3 separate regions of the Homo sapiens genome follow, and all the other regions are linked to region 1. Evidence: read pairs that join two places in POLR2A ChIA-PET (ENCODE). Cell type or tissue: IMR-90. All regions are shown on one strand. Each heading gives the region's core, and the rest is flanking DNA. Links, peaks and the distances in the headings are about the cores only.

Region 1 (5,385 bases), core at 768-4,767:
TTGGGTTATTTAAAACTTGGATATGGGCAAGTGGGAAAGAGATGGGGCCATTCAGCATCACACTGGGGTATGGTATGCCAGCTTCTTGTCGTGTTAGTGCTGTGGACCTGTGAACCTGTGGACCTGTGGACCTGTGGACTGGCAGACCTGTGAGCCTGTGAATGTGTGGTCCTATGGACCTGTGGGTGTCTGAACCTGTGGACCACTTTACCTGTGGACCTATGAACTCATGTATGTGTGAACCTGTGGACCTCTGGATCTGTGTACCTGTGAACCTTTGTACTGTAGATGTGTGAACCCATGGACCCGTGGACTGCGTGTGAACCCGTGTACTGCTGGACCTGTGGACATGTGGACCTGTGAGTGTGTGGACCTGTGGATGTGTGGACCTGTGGACCTGTGAGTGTGTGGAACTGTGGACCTGTGGACTGTGGACGTGTGGACCCGTGGACCTGTGAGTGTGTGGACATGTGGACCATGGACGTGTGGACCTGTGAGTGTGTGGACCTGTGGACGTGTGGACCTGTGAATCTGTGACTGTGTGGGCCTGTGGGGTGTTGGGCCTGTGAACCTGAGAGTTTGTGTACCTGAGAGTGTGTGGACCTGTGGATGTGTGAACCTGTGGACATGTGGACCTGTGGACTTGTGAGTGTGTGGACCTGTGGACGTGTGGACCTGTGGACCTGTGAGTGTGTGGACCTGTGAATCTGTGACCATGTGGGCCTGTGGGGTGTTGGACCTGTGGACGTGTGGACCTGTGAACCTGTGACTGTGTGGGCCTGTGGGGTGTTGGGCCTGTGAATCTGTGAGTGTGTGGACCTGTGGGTGTGTGGACGTGTGGACCTGTGAACCTGTGACTGTGTGGGCCTGTGGGGTGTTGGGCCTGTGAACCTGTGTGCTCATGTTTGGCATCATGGTTCATTCAGGGCTCCAGTTCTGTGAAGTTTCGTGTCTCTCTCTAGGAAAGGTGCACGGAAGCACCGCGCTGCTGGGCTCAGCTTCTCTGCTGTGTAGGGCGCAGGGTTTTGCCCCACAGCCTCCCCCCCCAGTGTCTCTCCTGAGGCCTCACTGTCCCTGCTCCTCCGACCCCTCCCGCACCAGCCCTGCCGTCTCCCTGCTGAAGAGAGGCTCAGCTGTGTCTTTACCCTGCATTTGGAGAGAGGCATGTTTTTAACTTTTCAGACATTTTACTTTGACACTGAGGATGCACAAGACGTGCAGCCTCTGTGGGGAGCCGATCGGGAACACGGCGAGGCCACATCACCCGCGCGGGGGACAGGAGCCGCGGGACCCACCTGCAGGGAGCTGAGCCCCAGCACCTTCGTTTGGACGTCTCCCCAGCACGGTGCTACCTGCCCAGGCTGTGAGCAGGGATCAGACCCCACTCCCTGGGTTTAACATGAAAGCCCAGCTGTACGTTGGACGGCTTGGATCTTTCTAGGCAGGAGCACCCGATCTTTCCAGTCACAGAAGTCAGTTTCTTCAAGGGAGACGTGGAATAAAGCTGGAAGCCTTACCATCGATCCCACCACCCTCCCCGACCCCGCCCACTGGGCACCTGCGTGGTGGGGACTCACAGCCCCAGCCCCCTAGAGATTGTCGTGTGGGCGACGGAACTGAGGTGAAGGCAGAGTGCTTTCCTCTTTAATGTCACGTAAAGGGAGAAACTGTTATTTTGAAAAGTGGCTGCCGTTTCACTGACAGCCTGAAGAAGGGTGGGAGGTTTCCTGCGGGGGAAAGACCCCTGTCTGTGGTTGGGAATCCCCTCCCGGAGTTGTGGGTTGTGGAAGCTGAGGGTCTGTGCCTTCAGCCAGCTGGGAGAGTGACAGGAAGCCGCGGGCGCTGCCGCCGAAGCCACAGAAGTGCTGAGCGGTCGCTGGGGGGCTGTGGTCCTGGGAGAGACGCTGGGGGAGCCAGGCAGTTTCAGCTGCTGGGTGCGTGCACCGTGGTGGGCCCGAGGGCCAGGTGTGGGTTTAGGGTGTGTTGCCTTTGCCCACCAGCTGCAGACATCTAGGGCCACTACGGCCACCCCAGCCCCGACACAAGTGCACCCCCGGGTTGGGGAAGGGGCAGCACGGGGGCTGCCTACACCCCATCTGCCACCCGTCACGGGCAGGGAGGGTCCTGTGTGGTGAGACATGCAGGCCTTCAGGCCCAGACTTTAAACAAACAGAACCAGTGGACGACCACAGTGCCCATCAGGGTGGGCACCGCCCACCCCCCCACGCCCACGTCCCACACTTGGTGGAGGTTTGTGAAGGAGCCGGGCGGGAGCGCAGCAGCACAGAGACCCCCGGGCCGGGCGGGGAGCTTCCATCCAGCCTGCAGGCCCTGACCTCTGCTGCCCTTGAGAGAAACCCTGAGGCCGCCCGAGCGCTTGAGCTTTCCCATCTGTGCCAGCAAATCTGGAAGGCCACGTTCTCTCCATAAATGGAAACATTTTGAGGGGGCCACAGACCACTGCCAAGCGGCACGGCGATGACTAAGCCCCGCACGGAGGAGAGGGCGTTGCCTGGCCCGAGTTCCGGGACCGTGTGGGGCTGTCGGGGCGGGCGCCCAAGGCCTCTCTGAAGGTGGCAGCAGCAGCGGCGATTTACTCACCCCAGTTTCTCGGAGAGGCTTCTGGTAAAAGGCTGGATTTGGAGATTCTCTGTTGGTAAAAGGAAATCTCACGTGTGCCCTCCTCAAAGTTAGGACTGAGGGGCGCTGGCGAAGAGCGAAGGGAAGCTGCCTCCCTGGGGACTCGGATGCGCGCTTGCAGTCATCACAAGCAATTGAGTATCCACAGATTTGGTCAATTTAATAAAAAATAGGCCAGGGAGATAATGAGTGTTTTCTAAAATAGTTTTAAATCTATCGCTATGTGAACTCAGGTTTTTAGTTTGAAACCATCATTTTCTTTCTTTTTTGTTTGCTTTCCATTATGTCCCACTTTGCTCAGGGTTCTGTGGCCCCAGCTCAGGGCTGACATCATGACTGATGGTTGTGCACAAAAGAAACGGCAGACCAACGCGTCCTGTGCCAAAGCTGGAGGGGAAAGGCCAAGCCTTGCGGGAGGGACGCTCCTCGCTGCTGGTGGATGCCAGAAGTCTCTGGGCATCTCCAGACCTGTCAGGCGGTGGGAGGGGAGGCAGCGCATGTGGGTGGCTCTGCCCAGGGTCACCGAGGAGTCCCGGACATGAACCTTCCAGAGAATCAGCAGGCAGGGTCAGGGCCGGGCGCGCGCTCCCCTTGCAGAGAGGAGGCCCCCGGAGGCCGCTTGCGCTGAGCTGCGCGGCGAGCGGGTGCGGGATCCAGGCCCAGTCCTGTCTCACCCGCCTGTGGGCACACAGCTGCACCTGGCTTCCCAGCCTCTTCTCTCTTGAGCGGGACCCAGTGATGGGCACCACCTCCAGGCCTGACCCTCGGCCCAGCTCCCACCACGCCCAGCTGCTAATTTTTGTACTTTTTGTAGAGACGGTCTACACGGGAGTTTCACCATGTTGCCCAGGCCAGTCTTAAACTCTTGGGCTCAGGCAATCCACCCACCTCGACCTCCCAAAGTGCTGGGATTACAGGTGTGAGCCACCACGCCTGGCCTATTTTCTTAGATTTATCCCTAAGTAATACGTATTCCTGTCCCCACCCTAGGGGGCAGGGGGTTCAAGGAACAGCCCCAAGGTGCTAGGTGGGCAGAGCCCTCAGGGCCAAGGAGCCCGAATCCCTGGAGGACCACATGGAACAGAGAGCCCCTCCGGGTCCGGCAGGAGCCTGTGTGCGCTGAGACGTCTGCTACTTGTCCCGTCCCAGGGCCTCGCCTCCCAGCTCACCAGGTGCTCCTCCAGCGTCCCCGTGCGCTGCCTCCTGGCCTTCAGTGTGGCCGGCTTAGCACTGCCTGCTGGGGCTCTGGACACCAGGGAGGCTCTGAGGAGATGTCAGCCGGAGGTCTCCATGGCAGGACCGAGGTGTGATGGCTCATAAGCCCCCAAGGGAGGGTCCAGACCACTAAGCGGTTCTCAGCCCCTTCAGAAGTCACCCAGACTCACAAGGAAAGGCTGAGGGCTTGGGCTAGGCCACTCCACCCTGAACCTGCAGGATCCCTGTGCGGGGCAGAGGGAGGCAGGCGGTCTGCGTGGGGCAGAGGGAGGGAGGGGGCCTGTGTGAGGTGGAGGGAGGGAGGGGCTGTGCAGGGCAGAGGGAGGGAGGGGGCTGTGCAGGGCAGAGGGAGGCAGGGTCTATGCGGGGCAGAGGGAGGGAGGGGGGCTGTGCGGGGCAGAGGGAGGGAGGGGGGCTGTGCGGGGCAGAGGGAGGGAGGGGGGCTGTGCGGGGCAGAGGGAGGGAGGGTCTATGCGGGGCAGAGGGAGGGAGGGTGCTGTGCGGGGCAGAGGGAGGCAGAGGCTGTGCGGGGCAAGCCAGATTCCATTCAGAGGAGAGTGGCGAAAGGAATGTGTGTTTGGGCCAGATGCGGCCATGTGGGCCAGGAGCTGGGGATCCCTCTGAAGTCCTGCCAGAGGGGGCTGCAGGGAGGGCTCCAGCACAGACTGGGCCTGGGCACAGACTGACCGCAGGGCTTGGAGGTCATGGGTCAGAGGGGTCAGAGGCCCAGTGGGCGGTGCTGATCCCTGGCCTGCTCCGTCAGGACCGTCTCTCTCTGCTCCGCTGTGTCAGGGTGGGGCTGACTGGCACACTGCATACCCGAGAGCCCATCGCATATTCTGGCAGTGAAAGTGAATAACTGGAAAATGAGAAATTTAAAAGGACTTATTGTAGCATCAAAGAAAGGCCTTACAATAGCATCAAAGAAAATGTATTACTTAGGGATAAATCTAAGAAAATAGGCCAGGCGCGGTGGCTCATGCCTATAATCTCAGCACGGTGGGAGGCTGAGGTGGGTGGATTGCTTGAGCCCAGGAGTTTAAGACCAGTCTGGATGAGGTGGAGAAACCCCAGTCTCTACAAAAAATACAAAATTAGCCGGGCGTGGTGGTGGGCGCCTGTAGTCCCAGCTACTGGGGAGGCTGAGGGGGGAGAATGGCTTGAGTCCAGGAGGTTGAGGCTGCAGTGAGTCAAGATCGCATCCCTGTACTCCAGCCTGGGCGACAGAGAGAAGCCCTGTCTCAAAAAAAGAAGAAAGAAAAAAAGAAAATACGACAAGATCAGTACATTGCGTACTAAAAATCATTGCTGAGAATTAAAGACCTAAAAAGTAGAGAAATATATTGTATTCACGAATTAGGAAACCCTACTTTTTAAGCTTAGAGTTTTTCCTCAAAACTCATTAAATCTTTGATATTTGGATTTAATGTGATGCCAATCAGTGTCTTTTTCATGGACATCAAAAAGCTGATTCTAATATGTATATGGTAATTCAAAAGGCTTTGAATAAAGTAATCTTAGAACAAAGTT
Region 2 (4,142 bases), core at 24-4,023, 55 kb after region 1:
CTCGTGACCGCCAGGCCCTCCTCCCAGAGCCCCGTCCTCTCAGAGCCCTCGCCCCAACCACGGTGCCCTCCTCCCCACGTGTCCCGGCCGCCGAGGTACTCACTGGGGCAGGTGTAATCTGGACACTTCTTGTCTGTAAAAGAGAAAAGCCGTGCAGTGTGAGCCCACTGCTCCACCTATAACCCCGCAAGGAGATGTCACAGGACCTCCCGGCCGAGCACAGGGGTGGCCGTGCCCCCGGAAGTCACAGCGAGCCGGGAGGAGGATGCCTGTGGGACAGCCCCAGGCGGCCCCGTGCGCACCTACAGGGTGGCCGTGCCCCTGGAGGTAACAGTGAGCTGGGAGGAGGCCTCTGGGACAGCCCTGGGCGCCTGCGCGCACCTACACAGATCTGGGACGGCCCTGGGCGGCCCCGCGTGCACCTACGCAGATCTGGGACTGCCCGGGCGGCCCCGCGTGCACCTACGCAGATCTGGGACTGCCCGGGCGGCCCCGCGCGCACCTACGCAGATCTGGGACTGCCCGGGTGGCCCCATGCGCACCTATGCAGATCTGGGCGGTGACATTCTTCAGGAAGGCATCCTCCAGCAGCTCTGCATAGTTCTCCTTGACCAGCGAGAGGCCGGGCCGGCCCTGGGATGGTGCCAGGCCTTGGCAAGAAATGACATTGAGCTGGTCTGAGCCTGGGATGAAGTCAAACACGTCTTTGATGCCCACGGAGACCACCTGTGGGGACAGACAGTATCGGTGTGGCGCAGCCTGCTCTGCCCTCGTCTTTCTGGGGACAAGGCCACCCTGGCTGGCGGGGCGCCCTAGGCGGGGCAGGTGCAGCCTGGGGGTGGCCACCCCACCTGGATGCCGGGGCTGCAGAGCACGTTGAGCGGTGTGGTGTCCCTCTGAGTGTCTGAGCGCCCGTCAGTGATGACCAGGGCGATGCGGTTGTTCGGGCTGGGCGGCAGCAGCTGGTCCCGCGTGTACTGCAGGGCCTCCCCCGTGAAGGTGCCGCCCGCCATCCACTGCAGGCTCTTGATGGCTCTGCATAGCAAAGGGCAGGAAGGGCCGGTTGGGGCCAGGCCTGCCGCGGGGCCGAGCCCACCTGGGATCAGGGGTCAGGGCCGACCTGCCGTGGGAACAGCGGTCGGGGCGAGGGGTGGGAGGGTCCTGGCCGCGTGGGGCACTCACTCCTTGAGCTCCTGCACGTTCCGGATGCTGGGGCTGCGCAGGCTCACGTGCTCCTGCATCTGGCTGTGGCTGTACTGCACCACACCCGCGTACGACTGCCCTGGCTCGAACTGTGGGACCGGCACCGGGGTCAGGACGCGAGTGCTGCCCCAGGTCCGCATAAGCTTCCCAAGGGTGACTCTATTGGCTGCGGGTGCCCAGAGGGTGGCATGGCCCCCAGGACCTCAGGACCTGGGTCCCCTGCGATTGGCTCTGGGTGCACAGAGGGTGGCACAGCCCCCGGGACCTGGGTACCCTGCGATTGGCTCCGGGTGCCCAGAGGGTGGCACAGCCCCCGGGACCTGGGTACCCTGCAAAGCAATCTTCCTTGGTGGATGAAGCCCTCCTGGGTTCTGTCCACGAGGGACAAGCCCACACCCAGCACTCAGGACCCCAGACTACCGCCCTTCAAGGAGAGGGGGAGACCCTCCCTCATCTGGGGCGCCTGTGTACAATGGGCCAGCCTCGCCAGGTGGAGCTGGAGGCCTGGACGGGCTGGCGCGTGCCTGGCATCCTTGTCATGAGTAGGGAAGTCACAGGGATGCAGCGGTGGCCTCGGGAGGCTGAGGTCTGGCGCGGGCAGGGGCGGCCGGCAGGGTCGGGGTGCACCTGGGCTTGAGAAAGCCGGGCGGGGCGAGGCCTCACCTTGACCAGCTCGTCCCGGCTCAGCCGGTCGATGACCTTGACGACGAAGTCCTTGGCAATCTCGAAGTTCTGCAGGCCAATGCTCTCTGAGCTGTCCAGCACGAACAGGAGGTCGATGGGGCCGCACTTGCATTCTGCAGGCGGGGGCGGTGTCAGCAGAGCACGCCCCTCCCCTCCAGTGCCCTGGCCCCTCCCCTCCACCGCCCTGGCCCCTCCTTGGCTGCCACATCCTCACCTGACACGTTGGGGTCCCCCCGTCTCAGCCCCAGAAAAGCCCACCCCCTCCCATGGCCCCGTAAAGGCTGCTCTGTCCGGCGGCTGGTCAGGGCTGGCGTTGCTCAGCCAGGCTAGGGTGGGGCCTGTGGGCCAGAATGATGGAGCAGGGACCCCCCCAAGCCTGCTCCTGGTTATTTCAGTTATGGGTGAAAGAGGGCGGGGCCCAGCCCAACACCCGGGAACCCTGCTGGCTTGGAGCAGGCCCCAGAGGGGGCGGGCAGGTGCAGGGAGCTGCGGGCGGGGACCAGAGTGCCATGTGCTGTCCTGTGACATGTGTGGGACCCAGGCCTCGCTCCCCGACCCCCGGGATCCATTCTCTCAGGAGCTAGAGCCTGGGTCTCACCACAGCAAGCTGAGGAGAAGAGAAAGAGTCAGTTAGACCAGTCAGGGCCGCGTCCTGCGCACGTCAGAAAGGCTTTTACTCTTGGGGCAGCCTCCCCGCCTCCCCGGCCGCCCTCCTTCCCCGGCCTCCCCCCTTCCCCGGCCTCCTGCCCCGCCTCCCCGCCTCCCCGGCCGCCCTCCCCACGTGGCAGCTCTGCACCGCACCGGGGACTCTCAGCCTGTGCGGGGACCCGGGGGCCTGGGAGGGCTTTGGAGGCCGGTAGGGGCTGGCTGAGGAGCCTCCTCAAGGATGTACCCAGAGACCCAGGCCCCCAACAGTGGAGACACCCTTCTAGGAGTGGAACAGGCCAGGCTGGCGGCCCTGCTCTCCCTAACGAGGACGGCTTCTCAGAGATACTCACAGCACATTTTCATGATGATGTCCAAAATCTCGCATTCCTGGGGAGGGAGAGACGAGGGTACTGGGGCCATAGACAGCCCCTCCCAGCGGGGACTGTGGGCTGCTGGATCTCCAGGTCACCCTCCCTGGGGCCCCCACAGGGCGGGGTTTGGGCAGGAGGTTCTTTGCAGGTGTGCCCGGCTCTGCCCACTACACCCCTGCTACTGGGCTGGACCCCTGACGTGGTCATAGAAACAGCGCAGTCATGGGTCTCCCCGTGGCCGTCACGGGTCCCCTCATGGTCCTCATGGGTACAGGTCCCCCCATGATCCTCACACGTCCCCCCCCATGATCCTCACACGGGTCCCCCATGATCCTCACGGGTCCCCCATGATCCTCACATGTCCCCCTCCATGATCCTCACGTCCTCCCATGATCCTCACACGTCCCCCCCATGATCCTCACATGTCCCCCATGATCCTCACATGTCCCCTCTATGGTCCTCACACATCCCCCTATGATCCTCACGGGTCCTCCCATGGCCGTCACGGGTCCCTAGGGCCTGGCACCAGCTCTTTGTCCACAACCCACCCCCCCGTGAGCAGCGTCTACAGGAGCACCCATGGACAGGACCCACACCCCAAGGGATGGAAGCTACAGTGGTCGCCCCCAGCAATGTTCACAGAGCCCCACTTACGTCCGGCCCAGGCGGTCCTTGGTGTCCTGGGGGTCCCTGTCCGAGAAACGGAGTAGAGGAGCTCTGAGGGTGAGGAGCCCACTGTGCTTCCTGAGCTGAGACAGCCCCCACCCCCAGGGCCCTGCCCCTCATCAAGCCCACCCCTGCCCGGTCCCTCCCTACCCAGCCCCTCGTCCTCCAGTGACGGTGCTGTGAGGGCAGCTGGGGCTTCGCACACTGGTGGTCCAGGCGGCCATCCCAGGTGGGCCCCACCCTGAGGACCCGCTGTGTCCCTGGGCTCGGCTCTGCTGCCCTGGCCACCACCTGGCCCTGGTGACCGGCACCTCCCACCCCCAGGGCCTCCCAGATGACGTGCTCCCCAAAATTCCCTCCCGCCGCCTCCCACTCTCCCAGCCTCTTCCAGCATTCCCCAGCCCCAGCATCCGGCGTCCCAGGCACAGCCCACCGTGGCCTCACCCAGCCACATCCACCCACCTGGGGGCCCTCGGGACCCCGGTACCCCTTTGCTCCTTTGACTCCTCGGGGTGCAATGTCGTTGTTCTAGAAGGGAACAGCGTTGTGTCAACAGACCGTGCACCACCC
Region 3 (5,385 bases), core at 1,379-5,378, 63 kb after region 1:
GTGTACACATCGCCCGGCCCACCTGGCCCACCTGGCCCACCTGGCCCCAGCCATGAGCCTGGTCGGACGCCTGTCCCTGGCCTGTGCCTGCTCAGACGCCTGTCCCTGGCCTGTGGTTAGGCTGATGCTTCCCGATGAGGCCTGTCCGGTGGTTCAAATGTTTACAACTTCCCCACTACCAGACTTGGCCCATTCACCATCCTGACCCCGTGGCCTCCACCAGGCAGACAGGAGGCATCTAGTGTATTGCTCTCTCTACCCCGACTGTGCAAGCACCCAGGCCTGGCTGTGAAGCTCCTGCACCCTTCGTGGTCAACGCCCCAGCAGTCAGGACTGCACACTTGACTGGGGACTTTGCACACGGGCCTCAAGGAGGTCCAGAAGCTCACCAAACTTGGGGTTCAACAGGGGTTAGTCTGGTACCCTGAGATCCTGCCTTGGGAACACGAAAAGGGGGCCAGGAGGAAGGATGGAAAGGAGGTCTCTGTGCCCTGGGCCAGGTAAGTGGGAGGCAGAAGGCCTGGACCTCACCACACACAGTCAGACTGTGCCACAGACAGCAGGAGGCCAGACTGGGCAGTTTCTGCAGAGCACCTCACTGGGGGCACCTCCTGGGACCAGCCCTGAGGGCCCAACTGCTTCTGGCATCCACACAGGGAGAGCCCCATGCTGGGCAGGGTGGAGGGGAGGGGTAAGGCTGGCAAGGGCTGAGCAGGGAGGTTCTGGGAGCAGGGAAAGCCCGGAAGGCCAGCTGGGAGCCCAACGTCCCGATGGACAAATGTGGCTCCAAAGCCACCTATCCACACCCCCGGGCCCCGAAAGGCCCCAGGGAGGCTCCAGGTGAACAAGTGCCTGCCTCAGCCAGGCAACTGTGAGTCATGGGTCACATGGTGCCCTGGTCTCAGGCGTTGGGGGAAACCTCCTCCAGGACAGCAGCCTAGAGACTATTCCCAGACCCCCAGGCATGGGACCCACCAGCCCCTGTGCAGCCTGCCCCACAGCCCTGGAGGCCCTGCAGCCGGCCTGCTCACAGGACTGCCTCTTACCACAACCCTTTGAAAGTGGCTTTGTTTTTTTCTTATAGTGGCTATTGATTACTTTGAAAACTGAACATATAAAACAGGCAGGGTGTGGTTAGAATTCTCCGAGCAAGTCCTGGCCTCTGAACGCTCATTCCCACTGAGACTTTCAGCTACCAAGGTCTGGAGCAGCCTCCCAAGCCTGGAACGTGGCCCTGGGCCGTCCCCTCCCCACAATCTGCCACTGGCTGCATGGCCTCTTCCACGCACTGTGCCCTGCACCTGGCCCTGTCCTGGGTGACCACATGGGAGGTCAGATCATCCTCAGGGCTGGAGCCCCGGGAGCTCAAAGAGCAAAGAGGATCAGAGACTGAGGCCGTGCACTTCCCCAGGAAGGTGTCGGGAGCCCTTTCTGCCCCTGCCGTGAGCGGCACGCAGGACCAGGTGGACGAACGGCCCAGACCCCGCCTGCCAAGCCCTGCCCTGGTCCTCATCTATGACACAGGTATTTTTAACAGCTGTGTAACACCCGTTGGCACCACAAAAGCACGATTTCACCTCGTGCACAGAAATACAAATGTGACTTGCACTGGGACGGCCTCTCCCATCTCCCTGGGTCTGAGGCCCCATCTTGCTGGACGTCTGAGACAGCTGCCGTGCCCAGGGTCTGGCCTTGTGCTCGGTGTGTGGGCAGCTGCGCACATGGAGCCGTAAGGTCGATTTGTCCACAGAAGCAGACAAGCTCGGGAGCACAGACTTGCTGTCTCCGGGCGTGACCGTGTGGAGGCCTTCCTGTCCCCGTGGGGCAGGTGAGCTCCGGGAGGATGCAACGGCCCAGCCCAGCCTGCGGGCAACACCACACTGGAGCCACCATCATGGCAGTCATCAGAATGGGGGAAGAGACAGAAAGCCGTGCGGCGTGCACAGCGATTCCAGAGGCTCGGAGAAGGGAATTTAGAATGAGATGAAAGTGCATTTTCATCCTGACACCCTGGGATTCTGGAAACCTCCATAGCCTCACACTCCCCAGTTGACCTCCAGCCACAGTCATGCCTGGCTCCTGACCCAGAAAAACAGATGCTGACCAAGCTCCCAGTGTCTCCCAGGGGCTCCAACACCTCTTCCTCACTGTGAGGCACCCTTGCCCCGGATGGGCCCCCAGACAGCGCTTCTCCACCTGGGCTGAGCGTCTCAGCGTCAGGCCCCCGGGCGCTGGGCCTGCTCTCAACAATCCACACCAGCCCGGCCCAGGCCGCGCCTCACCCCCTGCAGCCGGCTCCCACGCAGGGACACCCCCGAGATCTACGGAAACACAGAGGCCCTCAAACGGAAATGAACAGACCCCCAGTGCGTGAGCTGCTGGAGCACTTCTACCCCCAAAACCCAAATTGGCCAACGCCCCCCAACCCCACAGCGCTTCCTACCGGGTCTCCAGGGACACCAACGGGGCCTTCTCTTCCCTGATCACCCTGCGGGCCAGCTTCACCCTGAAGAGAAACGAGCCGTGAGTGTGGAGCTGGGCCATCCTTGGGGAGGATGGCTGCCCGGGCACGCTGGGAGCCACAGCATGCTGTCCAGGTGGTCACTGGGCTGTTCCGGCCTTCCCTCCCCGCACAGCCCCTTCCTGGCCTCGCCAAGCGTTTCCTCGGCCCACGTGCGTGGCCATCGGCGTGGCTGGCTATGGCTATCTTCATTCAGGAGGCCGGCAGCTCCTCCTGGGGCCCCAGAGGCGTCCCTGCGTGCATCCCTGCTTCTCCAGCAAGCTCCGTGGACCCGGCAAGTGTTTGTAGCCATGGACTTGTGGCCCGCCGGGAAGCTGGAGCTGCGTGGCTGGCCCTTCCTCTGGGCTCTGCCTGGCTGTCAGTCTCATATCCTGATCTCAGAGGAGTGGGCCTAGAAGGCAGTCTGAGTCACTAAGTCACACGATCCCTGCTTTGACGTCCCCCCGACCCCTCCACGGGGGCTGTGCGCTTCTGGGGAGCTCCCAGGGAGGAGGTCAGAAATCCCCCACCCCCCACTGGGGAGCCAAATCCCTCGGTGGCGGCGACTCTGGCCCCGGCTCAGCTCTCTGGCCCTGCTGGAGCCCCGCCTGTCTGTCACAGCACACGACAGTCGCATGTCTTGATTCTCGGACAAGGGGGCACCCGGGGGCGCTGCCTCTGAGGCCTGGCAGCTCGGCTGGGCACACTAGGGCATTCTCTCCCCTTCACTCTGCCCGCCAGGCCCTGGCTCTCCCTGAGCCGGATGGGACTGAGACGCCCGGAGTCTGCCAGCTGCCCCGCCCCACATCCAGCACAGATTTCCCAGCAAGTCACAGGGACAGAGAAGGGCCCTGTGCTTCTGCACCCTGAGGCTGGGCTGTGGGGTGGCCTAGCGAGGCCCACGGTCCACGGAGCTGAAGGTGGGGGGTGGCCTCTGAGGCCGCCGGCATCTCGGCTCTGGGGTGAGTTTTCCATGTCAAGCCTTCCCAGGCAGGCGCCCTGCAGGCCTAGCTTCCCGTCTGGGGTACTGACCCAACTTCCTCACGCTGGGAATTTTAACTAAGGAAAATTATTCCAAAGAAGAACCCAAGCTCGGATGCAGAAACGTGGAAGCCGCCTGGTGGGAAAGTGGGCACCGGGTCCACGGGCAACGCCTTCACATGAAACAGGTCCCAGCATCAGGCACATGGCTGGGCGCCGGCTTCAGGGGCTGCCCTCCCTGACGGCGTGGGGATGGGCTGGCCACGTTGAGGGGCCACAGGGGCTTCATGATGTGTCCTGTGGCTCTGGAGGCCTGACCCAGCCCCAGCCTCCGCCTGCCCCTTCCTGGGGTGGTTCCCAGCTCCAGGAACTGTGACTCACAGGGTCTCCTCTTGGTCCCCGCGTGCCTGGGGTCCCCCGTGGTCCTCTCTCTCCAGGGCCACCCTGAGTGGAGAGACATGGAGGGGAGAAGCCTCAGCTGCTGGAACTCACACCCAGCTGGGGTGGGGCTTGAGGCCTGGCCTGGACTGACTCCCCCAGCAGGACCCCTGGGAGGGGCCACCCCTCCACCGCATGCCCCACGGTTGCAGAGGCCGGAATCTCCTGGTTCCCCAGGTCCCACCCGCTCTGAGACTGTGGGAAGAGGCATCCTGGACGTGTGGGTGAAGAAACCCATTTGTCTTGGGCAGGAGGCCATGGCTCTCAGTGCTGGGAGGGCCAGACTGGGCCGCAGAGGCCACGTCCACAGCTACATGGTGAGGCCAACAGCGCAGGCTGCCCCTGCCCCACTCACCCGCTCCCCGGGGGCACCGTCAGGTCCTGGGTTCCCCTGGGATGAAGAGAAACAGACGCCGGCGTTAGTCTGGTGGACACACTGCATTTGGTCTCAGGGACGTGGAGTAGACCCCGAGCAAAGAGGATCAGAAGCTGAGGCCATGCACTTCCCCAGGAAGGTGTCAGGAGCCCTCACTCACCTCGTCGCCCGCCTCTCCTTTCTCTCCGGGGGGCCCAGGCTCTCCCGGCTGGCCCTGTGGGGAACAAGGGTTGAATGGTCGCTCCATCTCCTTGACCCTCCCTGGGCCCATACCTGGCATGTGTGGGGGCTGTGAAGCTCCTCACCTCGTCTCCAGATGGTCCCGAGCTCCCTGGTCTCCCCGCCTCCCCGTCAGCTCCAGGCTCGCCCTGGGGAAGACCGGGGGAGTCACACACGCTGGCAGGGGTGTGCACCAGGGGTGCAGCCATCAGAGGCCACATCCAGGGCCTCTCACCCATACTTCAGGCCACTCCCTCTGACCAACACTGTCTGAGCCCAGACCCCCCAGCACCCTCAGCCATCCACAACCCTGCACAAAGACCTCCTGGAATGCTCCAACCTTGTTCCCTGTGAGGCCCAGCCAAGGGCCATCTTGTCTAAGGGGCAGGATTTGGTTCCCATTAGAGAAGGCACAGCTTTGCCAGGCTGGCAAATTGGCAAACTCAAATCTAGGGCCTGGAGGGTAATCTGGGAACTTGAAGATGAGATTTGGAAACCGTCTGCTGGGTTCTAGGAGCTCGTCTGGGAATGTTTGGGGTGGGGTCAGCATTCGCCTTTGTCTTCCCCAACACTTCAGCTTCAACAAAGAAACTCCAGAGAAAACACCAGCAACGGCAGACTCAGCTGTCAGACGAAAAAGCTCCTTCTCCCGCCTCGTGCTCCCGCCCTCCCGCTGCCCACTCGCCCTCCCACCCGCTCACCACCCTCCTCCCGCCCCCGCTCACCACCCTCCCGCCCACTCGCCACCCTCAGTGCCACCCAGCCCATTCTCAGTTCTGAGAGCCATTCTGGGCTGCGGCTCGCAGGCTAGGAGTGACGCGGTGGGGTCCCATCTGTGCCGAGCGAGCGGCAGGTGCGGGGGACAGAATGG

The links. ChIA-PET counts read pairs that join two places held together with the same protein. Peaks named below come from ENCODE experiments on the same cell type or tissue, not always from the same donor. Only the 100,000 strongest peaks of a DNase experiment are listed, where the experiment ranks them.
Region 2: POLR2A ChIA-PET joins it to region 1 with 9 read pairs; 4 of 35 experiments call an interaction of 5 or more read pairs at or near these places.
Region 3: POLR2A ChIA-PET joins it to region 1 with 5 read pairs; 5 of 35 experiments call an interaction of 5 or more read pairs at or near these places.

What each region holds. Positions count from the first base shown.
Region 1 is chr21:46,053,809-46,059,193 of GRCh38, reverse strand. No RefSeq gene overlaps it. Among named protein-coding and RNA genes, the nearest start is that of COL6A2-DT, 41 kb to the left of the region's middle. RefSeq lists enhancers at 1,826-1,885, 2,928-3,657. In IMR-90, for the core only: no CTCF peak of the experiment used is centred there; a DNase peak (open chromatin) is centred at 2,473; H3K4me3 peaks cover 188 bases; H3K27ac peaks cover 4,000 bases.
Region 2 is chr21:45,999,111-46,003,252 of GRCh38, reverse strand. COL6A1 (collagen type VI alpha 1 chain) reads right to left here. Exons shown (of 35, transcript NM_001848.3): 26 at 4,035-4,100; 27 at 3,561-3,596; 28 at 2,886-2,922; 29 at 2,486-2,494; 30 at 1,867-2,000; 31 at 1,183-1,292; 32 at 852-1,035; 33 at 543-726; 34 at 104-133. Among named protein-coding and RNA genes, the nearest start is that of COL6A1, 19 kb to the right of the region's middle. In IMR-90, for the core only: no CTCF peak of the experiment used is centred there; no DNase peak of the experiment used is centred there; H3K27ac peaks cover 462 bases.
Region 3 is chr21:45,991,288-45,996,672 of GRCh38, reverse strand. It overlaps COL6A1 (collagen type VI alpha 1 chain), which reads right to left. Exons shown (of 35, transcript NM_001848.3): 16 at 4,601-4,663; 17 at 4,456-4,509; 18 at 4,275-4,310; 19 at 3,863-3,925; 20 at 2,444-2,506. Among named protein-coding and RNA genes, the nearest start is that of COL6A1, 12 kb to the right of the region's middle. RefSeq lists enhancers at 251-1,066, 1,067-1,882. In IMR-90, for the core only: no CTCF peak of the experiment used is centred there; no DNase peak of the experiment used is centred there; H3K27ac peaks cover 3,603 bases.